2 separate regions of the Homo sapiens genome follow, and region 2 is linked to region 1. Evidence: read pairs that join two places in POLR2A ChIA-PET (ENCODE). Cell type or tissue: PC-9. All regions are shown on one strand.

The links. ChIA-PET counts read pairs that join two places held together with the same protein. Peaks named below come from ENCODE experiments on the same cell type or tissue, not always from the same donor. Only the 100,000 strongest peaks of a DNase experiment are listed, where the experiment ranks them.
Region 2: POLR2A ChIA-PET joins it to region 1 with 28 read pairs; 6 of 35 experiments call an interaction of 5 or more read pairs at or near these places.

The regions. Positions count from the first base shown.
Region 1 is chr10:77,942,084-77,947,083 of GRCh38, reverse strand. No RefSeq gene overlaps it. Among named protein-coding and RNA genes, the nearest start is that of DLG5-AS1, 18 kb to the right of the region's middle. In PC-9, no CTCF peak of the experiment used is centred here; DNase peaks (open chromatin) are centred at 2,393 and 3,553; H3K27ac peaks cover 3,214 bases.
Region 2 is chr10:78,034,728-78,039,727 of GRCh38, reverse strand. It overlaps RPS24 (ribosomal protein S24), which reads right to left. Exons shown (of 6, transcript NM_033022.4): 2 at 4,311-4,376; 3 at 4,008-4,217; 4 at 2,424-2,534. Among named protein-coding and RNA genes, the nearest start is that of RPS24, 3.4 kb to the right of the region's middle. RefSeq lists an enhancer at 1-339. In PC-9, no CTCF peak of the experiment used is centred here; no DNase peak of the experiment used is centred here; H3K4me3 peaks cover 2,057 bases; H3K27ac peaks cover 682 bases.

The DNA of each region.
Region 1 (5,000 bases):
CAGCTATTCAGGAGGCTGATGCAGGAGAATTGCTTGAACCCAGAAGGAGGAGGTTGCAGTGAACCGAGATGGCACCACTTCACTCCACCCTGGGCGACAGAGTAAGACTCCATCTCAAAAAAAAAAAAATTGCCATATGATCCAGCAGAGTATTTGCCTAAAATAACTAATTATACTCACCATTTGGGCACCACAGTTTCCTAGATGAACAGAGAGTATATCTTGTAATATTTAAAGACATGGCATTGACAGGCAAGGTGGCTCATGCCTGTAATCCTGGCACTTTGGGAGGCTGAGGTGGTCGGATCACCTGAGGTCAGGAGTTTGAGACCAGCCTGGCCAACCTGGTGAAACCCTGTCTCTACCAAAAATACAAAATTATCGGGGCATGGTGACACATGCCTGTAATTCCAGCTACTTGGGAGGCTGAAGCAGGAGAATTGCTTGAACTGGGAAGCAGAGGTTGCAATGAGCGGAGAACGCGCCATTACACTCCAGCCTGGGCAACAAGAGCAAAACTGTCTCAAAAAATAAAATAACATAAAATAAAATAAATAAAGACATGGCATTGCTAAATACCTACTTTACTCTCCATTTCGACTTCTGAGATATGTATCTGTAAGTGTGTGTGGTGAGGGCATTAGGCAGACCTACCCAGAAGTGCTTTCCTGAGCAAGGATATCCATAGCAGAGATTGTTCATTGTCCTGCAAAATCCATTCTCCCTCCTTCCTTAATCATGAAACTCCCGGATTTTAGCTGGGCACACAGCCACCAAGAACAAGGACTACATTTCCCAGTATCACTTGCAGATCTTTCTTTCTGTGAGATTAAGCTCTGGCCACTGGAATATATGCAGTGCCTGTGTGACTTTCTGAAAGTGTATTCAAAGGAAAGAGACAAAAATTTCTTTTTGTCTTTCCTCCTTCTTGTTGGCTAGGATATAGACGTGATGGCTGGAGCTCAAGCAGCTCAAGCCATTTGCAGAGACAGTGGAACAAGAGCAAAGGAACCTACCTCGTGGAGCACTGTATCAGTCTGGATAGCTGACTTCAGACTTTCATTTATGTGGGAGAGAAATGTATTTCTGTTTTGTTTAATCTGCTGTTATTTGGGGATTTCTGTTACTCACAGAAAAAAATAATTTTTTATTTTGGGTTTTTTTGTGTTTGTTTTTGTTTTTTTGAGACAGAGTCTTGCTCTGTCGCCCAGGCTGAAGTGCAGTGGCATGACCTTGGCTTACTGCAATCTTTGCCTCCTAGGTTCAAGTGATTCTCCTGCCTTAGTCTCCCTAGTAGCTGGGATTACAGGCGCCCGCCACCACGCCTGGCTAATTTTTGTATTTTTGTAGAGACAGGATTTTGCAATGTTGGTCAGGCTTGTCTCAAACTCCTGACCTTAATTGATCTGCCCACCTCAGCCTCCTAAAGTGCAGGATTACAGGCATGAGCCACTGCACCCAGCCAGAAAAAAATAATTTAACTGACTGTCACAGTAGCCAATGAACCTTGGGCTTACTCCCATCGGGGGTCTCTATACACCATTTTTCTTCTCCTCTTTTTTTTTTTATTGAGATAGGGACTCAGTCTGTTGCCCAGGCTGGCATACAGGGGTATGATAATAGCTCACTACAGCCTCTAATTCCTGGACTCAAGTGATCCTCCTTCCTTAGCCTCCCTCCCAAAGTGCTAGTGTGTGAGCCACCATACCTGACCTTTTCTTTTTTTTTTTTTGATATGGAGTCTCACTGTGTCACCCAGGCTGGAGTGCAGTGGCGTGATCTCAGCTCACTGTAAGCTCCGCCTCCTGGGTTCACGCCATTCTCCTGCCTCAGCCTCCCAAGTAGCTGAGACTACAGGCACACACCACCACACTCAGCTTATTTTTCTGTAGTTTTAGTAGAGACAGGGTTTCATCATGTTAGCCAGGATGGTCTCCATCTCCTGACCTTGTGATCCGCCCACCTTGGCCTCCCAAAGTGCTGGGATTACAGGCATGAGCTACCACACTCGGCCACACCTAACCATTTTTATCCTCCCCTTTCCCCAAACGCTTACCCTGATGAAACTAAGAGAGTTCAATTGGTATTACCTGTTAGGAGAGACTACCCTAGTGCTACTGAGTAAGTTGAACTGCAAATGAGACAGTCTAGAAGCAGATGCATTTCAGAAAACAGTTAGGCACTAGCTGGGAAAGTTGAAAATCACATACCCCATGACCCAGCACTTCCTCTTAAATATATTAAATAGATGTGTGCATTAGGAGTCACATACAGCAGCATTGCTAGTAATTGCCAAAGACTGGACACAATCCAAATGACCATCCACAGGAGAATGGCTAAGTAAGTTGTGGTATGTTTACACAATAGAATCGGCCATGCAGCAGTGAGAATGTATACCTACCACCACAAGCATCGACACAGGCAAAAGTCCAAAAAATATTGCACAAGGAAAGCAAGCCACAGAAGAAAACGTGTGGTCATAAATTCAAAACAAGGCAACGTCTTGTCTTGTGACATAGACATTCACAGTCAAACAATAAAGAAAAGTAAGAAAATGGCCAGAGGCAGTGGTAATGCCTGTAATCCCAACACTTTGGGAGGCCAAGGCAGGCAGATCACTTGAGGTCAGGAGTTCGAGACCAGAGGCAGTCTGGCCAACATGGTGAAAGTCCATCTCTACAAAAAATACAAAAATTAGCTGGGCGTGGTGGCAGGTGCCTATAATCCCAGATACTTGGGAGGCTGAGGCAGGAGGATCGTTTGAACCCAGGAGGTAGAGGTTGCAGTGAGCCGAGATTGCGCCACTGCACTCCAGCCTGGGCAACAGAGCGAGACTCTGTCTCAAAAAAAAAAAAAAAAAAAAATTAAGAAAAGTAAGAAAATGAGCCAGGCACGGTGGCTCGCGCCTGTAATCCCAGCACTTTGGGAGGCCAAGGTGGGTGGATCACTTGAGGCAGGGAGTTCAAGACCAGCCTGGCCAACATGGTGAAACCCCATCTCTACTAAACATACAAAATTAGCCAAGTGTGGTGGCGCATGCCTGTAATCCCAGCTACTTGGGAAGTTGAGGCAGGAGAATCCCTTGAACCCGGGAGGCAGAGGTTGCGGTGAGCCAAGATCATGGCATTGCACTCCAGCCTGGGTGACCGAGCGAAAGACTCTGTCTCAAAAAAAAAAAAAAAAAGAAGGAGAAAAAAAAAAGAAAAGTAAGAAAATGATTCCCCTCAGAATCAGATTAGAAGTTAGATGAGGGCAAGAGGCGGGGAATGATGATGTCATGGAGGGGGCCAGGAAAGGCTTCTGAGGTTCTGGCAAGGTTCTATTTCTTATCCTGGGGGCCAGCACATGGGGGTGACTATATGGGTGTTTGCTTTGGAACTGTTCTTGAAACTATACACATACATTTTCTGCTCTCTGGTGCCTGTAAGAGAGATGGAGGGAGGAAGAGTGAAGGCACTGTTTTGACAGTGGAGGGGGAGAGAATGAATGCCTTTTTCCCTCTTCCTTCCCTGTCAGCATTCATGACTCATTCCACCACTATTTAGCACTTACTCCATTCTGCTTGAATTACTGTTAGCTGTTAACACGTCTGTCTCCCTCTGTCATTAATTTATTCATTCAGCTGACAATTACTAAAAGTCCCCAAGGTGTCTGCAGGAGAAAGGGGCGACTGAAGAGAGTTAACCAATAAAAGGAAACAAACCTGGCCTCTTTCCTCCAGCAGCTCAGTCTTAGGGTGGGGGACGGGAGAGACAGATTTCTCTGGAGCTCTGTGGCAATTTGGCCCTATGCCCTCAGGGCCTGGGCTCTAACAGAGGTGGAAGCACGGGATCCACCTGAGAACCGGGACTCGTTTCCTGCTGCCCTGTATCCTTCACTACCTGGCGCAACCATGGAGACAGCTGCTGTGTGTTAGGGCCTGGGTAAGTCAGTGTGAGTCTCTGCAAGCTTCAAATGCAAGTTTAAATTGAAAGCCTCGTTGACTATCCCGGGGAAGGGATTTCAGAGAGTCCTGGTTCACTGTCCTGATAAAATTCACCCAGCATGCTAGTTAAAAATTCAGGTTTTGCCGGGAGCGGTGGCTGACGCCTATAATCCCAGCACCTTGGGAGGCCAAGGTGGGTGGATCACCTGACATCAGGAGTTCAAGACCAGCCTGGCCAACATGGTGAAACCCTGTCTCTACTAAAAACACAAAAATTATGGCCGGGCGCAGTGGCTCATGCCTGTAATCCCAGCACTTTGGGAGGCCGAGGCAAGCAGATCACGAGGTCAGGAGTTCCAGACCAGCCTGGCCAACATGGCAAAACCCCATCTCTATTAAAAATATAAAAATTAGCCAGTGTGGTGGCATGCACCTGTAATCCCAGCTACTCGGGAGGCCAAGGCAGTAGAATTGCTTAAACCTGGGAGACAGAGGTTGCAGTGAGCCGAGTTTGCACCACTGTACTCCAGCCTGGGCAACATAGCAAGACTCCATCTCAAAAAACTAAAAATAAATTTTAAAAATACAAAAATTAGCTGGGTGTGGTGACAGCCGCCTGTAATCTCAGCTACTCAGGAGGCTGAGGCAGGAGAATTGCTTGAACCTGGGGTAGGGTGGGGTGGGGCGGAGGCTGCAGTGAGCCGAGATCTCGCCATTGCACTCCAGCCTGGGTGACAAGAGCAAAACTCTGTCTCAAAAAAAAAAAAAAAAAATTAGGTTTGGCCTGGTGTAGTGGCTCACACCTGTAATCCCAGCATTTTGGGAGGCCGAGGCAAGAGGATCACTTGAGCCCACAGGTTTGAGACCAGCCTGGAAAACAAAGCAAGATCCCGCCTCTACAAACATTTTTTAAAAATTAGCCCCATGTGGTGATGCGTGCCTGTAGTCCTAGCTACTCAGGAGGGTAAAGTGGGAGGATTCCTTGAGCCCAGGCATTTGAGGCTGCAGTGAGCTATTACTGCACCACTGCACTCCAGCCTGAGTGACAGAGCGAGACCTTGTCTCAAAAAAAAAA
Region 2 (5,000 bases), 93 kb before region 1:
AGATACCATTCACAGCCACAAAAGTAGTACAAGTTAGTATTTAAAAAGAGGCATTAATTTAGCTGAACTAAAAATACAATTGCTCCTCAGATATGAGACTACTAATGCCTTAGTATAAGTAACTTAGTATATAACTCCATCGCAACCAAAAAGCAAGAACAAATACCAATTCTAACATCTAAACAAAACTGAATTAAAAGCAATATTGCTATGGCATTTCTTTGGAGCCAAAGAATTTATGTACTCAAATGCATTGATTTTTCCAGCTGGCTTTTCAGAGCAGTGCTAGTGAGAGGCACCAGTGTAACTTGAAGCAGGAATAGTGATGGCTCAGGTCCCCACAGGTAGCTCCTCCATACCTGTGGGACTCAAAGGCTAAGGGCACTAACTCATAGGGCTCAAAGGCTGGATGAAGAGAACAATCAATGTGTTAAATGTCCTTCAGACCTAGGTCAGAGGACAAATTTTGACTAATTCTTTTGACTAATTCTTTTTGCAACTTCTCTCAACAGGTACAATCCTCACAAACAGGGAGTAGTTCTTAGTGAGTAGTTCTGCTGGCAGTTCATTCATTACATACTCCATGGCGCTGGGACATCAATGTGATTACAGTCCTGGGCAGGCAATCCCAGGTTTACTGCCTTGCCTGGCAGGGAATCACTGCAAAAGGATGCCACAAGAACAAGGGCCTTCATTGATTCAAAATCCCACTACGCCCACCCCACTCCTACCCCACTTATCACATTACAATTTTAGGCTGTTCAGATGTGCAAAATTTGTTTTAAATGAGGTAACAGGCTGGGCACAGTGGCTCACACCTGTAATCCCAGCACTTTGGAAGGCTTAGACAAGCAGACTGCTCAAGTCCGGGAGTTCAAGAGCAGCCTGAGCAACACGGCTAAATCCTGTCTCTACAAAAAATTGGCAGGGCACGGTGGCACATGCCTGTAGTCGCAGCTACAAGGGAGGCTGAGGTGGGAGAATCACCCAAGCCCGGGAGGTACAGTAACCCATGATCATGCCACTGTACTCCAGCCTGGGTGACAAGAGACCCTGTCTCAAAAAATAAACAAATGAGGTAATGGGCCATTCTAACCAAGTGCTTGTGGGAAAAAGCATATCCACCAAAGACTTTTATATGAATACATAATTACCTCAAAAATTTTCTATTTTAAAAAAAAAAAAAAAGACACCAGGCACAAAGTTGGGAGATTAAGTAATAAAAAGCAATGGAAATGGTAAAAGGCAGTTTTGCGTATATCCAAACAGGACAGAGGCTTTGCCAGATTTCACAGACTAGTTTATTACCAGTGCTGCCAGGCTGGTTTCATGGCTCCAGAGAAGACTGCTCCTTGGATAAGAGAGCCCTTCCCAAGCCCAGTGTTAACTGAAGCCATTTCCTAAGTATGTGGACACAGCATTTCCCAAGTGCCTACTTGGTAAAGTACTCACCTTCCTCCAGTGAGTCACTTCACATGTAACATGCATTTTGGAGTTTACAAAATAAACATGATTTTAAACGTTTTCTCCTTTGCTCATAATATACTATCTTAAAACATATTAGGTTGGTGCAAAAGTAATTGTGGTTTTTGCCACTGCAATTACTTTTGCACCAGCCTAAATAGCACTGGCATTATAATCGACCATACTATAAAACTGTCGTCCAAAGGCCAACATGCAAAGCATCATCAAAGCAAACTCAGTGAAGGTGATGCATCCCCACACCGTGCTTACAATCTCAGTACCTGCTAGACACTTCATTTCTGATGAACAAGAAATCCAAGAAAGTAGAGAGGAAAAGCAAAAAAAAAAAAAAAAAAAAAAAGTTCACAGAACACTTGATTATTTGTTAATTTAACAACCCAACACCTTAATTCTATTCAATGATTTACAATGTCCAACTATTTACAGCTAGCAAAGCTGGTAAAAAGCTGCTTATCGCTAAAATCACTTGTCTTGGCCAACTGGAGAGGAAAGCAATCCTGAGATCTCAGTTGCCTTTCCAGTGTGCCAGGAAAACACGGGCCACATTGATCCAACTGCTTCTTAAACCAGTGTCCATATTAATAAGTAAAATCACAGGGAATGGGATCCGCTCTGCATTGAAGGTTCTATGCCAATTAGTAAAATTAAAACTTCTTGTGATAGGCTTGAAAGGTGCCCACCAGCTGGGATCAATGAACCAATGTGGCCTCCAGATTGTGCTGTGAGCTGACAAGGGGTGGGCCAAGCTACTTTACTGAGGTGTTAAGACACTATGCTACATAGTTTCTTAAAACATGTTACCTTCTGTAATCCAGAAGAAGAGGGAAAAGAAGAAACATTAAGAAAAGTTATTTTAAAAATTAATAAGATCCCTTCTTTCCTAGAAACTAAAGACCTACAATTAATGACGTTTCTATATTTTCCTTAATGAACTATACCTTTTTGCCAGCACCAACATTGGCCTTTGCAGTCCCCCTGACTTTCTTCATTCTGTTCTTGCGTTCCTTTCGTTGCTTTCTTGAGGTCTTTTTCTTCTCATACAGGCCATGCTGAATGAGAAAAGAGTACATCCAGGTGACTTGTAAACATTAAAATCATTACCCACCACTCTGGTAGGGAAACTGACCCAGTCTGAGCTTAAGAAACACAGCTTTCTAAACCAAAACTTTTCAAGTACATTTAATGCATGTTTTTGCTGGAACAGAAAGGATCATCAAGGGATTTTAGGTATGGAATAGCCTCACAGGAAACAAATGGTCCACTCAACATTCTCTCAACAGGGAGTTTGGGAGACTGGCTGTTCTTGTCCAGACTTGAGCTCACAGATCACTATTTTTTCTTCTTTTGCACTACCAAAACAAGGCACCTCCGAAGTGGCTGAGGGGATCTCTTCCCATTTCAACTCCCCATTACTCCCTTATGACAGACAAGCATTTACAACCCCCACATCATGGAGATTCCGGATCTACTCATCTCCACTCTGCCCACCTTTGCACTTGCTGTTCCTGGGGCCTACAAGACTGTTTCTGTATCTTTACAAAGACTACTTCCAAATCTTTACAAGGATCTCAGCTTCAATGTCACCACCTCAGCAAGGCCTTTAACATGACCGAACGTCAGTTAAAAATAGTGCAGCCTCAGCTGGGCACGGTGGCTCACACCTGTAATCCCAACATTTTGGGAGGCCGAGGTGGGCGGATTACGAGGTCAGGAGTTCAAGACCAGGCTGACCAACATGGTGAAACCCAGTCTCTACTAAAAATACAAAAATTACCCAGGCATGATGGTGCGCACCTGTAATCCCAGCTACTCAGGAAGCTCAGGCAGAAGAGTTGCGTGAACCTGGCAGGCGGAGGTTGCAGTGAGCCAAGGAGATTGTACCACTGCACTCCAGCCTGGGCGACAGAGCTAAACTCTCTCTCTAAAAAAAAAAGTGCAGCCTCTACCTATGACATCACCAGGATTTTCCCTCACAGCTATCGTATGGGAAGGTTTATCTAACAGGATAGGATAAAGTGAGTTAAAGGAACAAACAAAACAAGCACTTCGAGGTGATGATGCTTACTTGTTTACTAGAATGTAAGCTGGGGAGCTTGCCCAGATCACTGCTGTAGTTCACTCTGCAGTGTTTGACACTCAGTATACAATCAAAAACTTTTCCTGGTTCCTGACTACCTATGGGTTTAAGCCCAGATGCAGACTTAATCCAAACTAAGTGAATTTGGTGCCAGGCTACCTTTCCAAACACATCCCCTTACTTCTCCTCTGGAAAACAATCCTTACCCCTAGCCCATCTCCAAGAACACTACTTCAGCTGCCCTTCTGAACTCAGCTCAAATGTCAGACTTCAATTTTGAACCCCCGTACTCCACCTGTGCATTTTATGAAATAACTTTTTCTCTTAATCCTTTCAGAGTTGTATCCCAGATTGCTTGGTCTTGCCCTTTTTACCACACTCACAACACAACGCTATTGAAAAAATAGGTCTTCAGGAGCTGATCAACAAATGAAAAGACACCTACTCTTGCAAGTCTATGTTTGGGTTCATTTTTCTTTGCATAATCCAGGGAATCATAAATCATGCCAAAGCCAGTTGTCTTGCCACCACCAAAATGAGTTCTGAATCCAAATACAAAGATGACATCCGGTGTGGTCTTGTACATTTTGGCTAGTTTTTCCCGAATTTCTGTCTTAGGCACTGTCGCCTTCCCGGGGTGAAGGACATCAATGACCTAAAAGGAGATATCAAGTTTAGCATTCAGTATGATAAAATACATCTTTAGAGTAAAGGACAATTAAGCAAAGATTGATGTGCCCTTCCTTACCATTTGTTTCCTCTGAAGTAGTCGGTTGGTCATGAACTTTCTAGTGCGGATAGTTACGGTGTCGTTCTGAAAACATAAACACTCTGGTTAATAAAACTACTCCAACTTTTCTTGGCCTTGCTGTGATTTTCCAAGACCTAGAATGTTGCAGTCCAATTTGTAGCCATTAGTCATGTAGCGAACTAAAGTAAATAAAACCCACTGGGCAAGGCCAAACTCACAGGATACACCTAAGGAATACATAAAATACCAGGAAAACACAATGGTTTTACACATGAATCTGTACAACTTACTTCACTAGGTTATGTGTATCTCTGGGGCAGGGTTTCTCAACCTCAGCACTACTGATATTTCCATATGGATAATTCCATATGGATATGTTGTGGGGACTGTATGTTTTAGAATAACTATAAAAATCCCAGCCCTCTAACCACTAGATGCCGGAAGCACTTCCCACCTTTCCCAGTTGTGACAATCAAAAATGTCTCCAGACTTAGCCAACTGTTCCCTTAGGAGAAAAATCACTCCGGGTTGAGAATCACTTCTCTGGGGTAAAAACTGCTGTGGCTCATATAAAGGTCACTCAATGAACTGTGTTTATCATGTCTTGCACAAATGTGCCCCAAACCTTGTACTCACTACCTACATGTAATCTATCCTTCTAGAATGGCCATAGCAGAGATCAGAGAA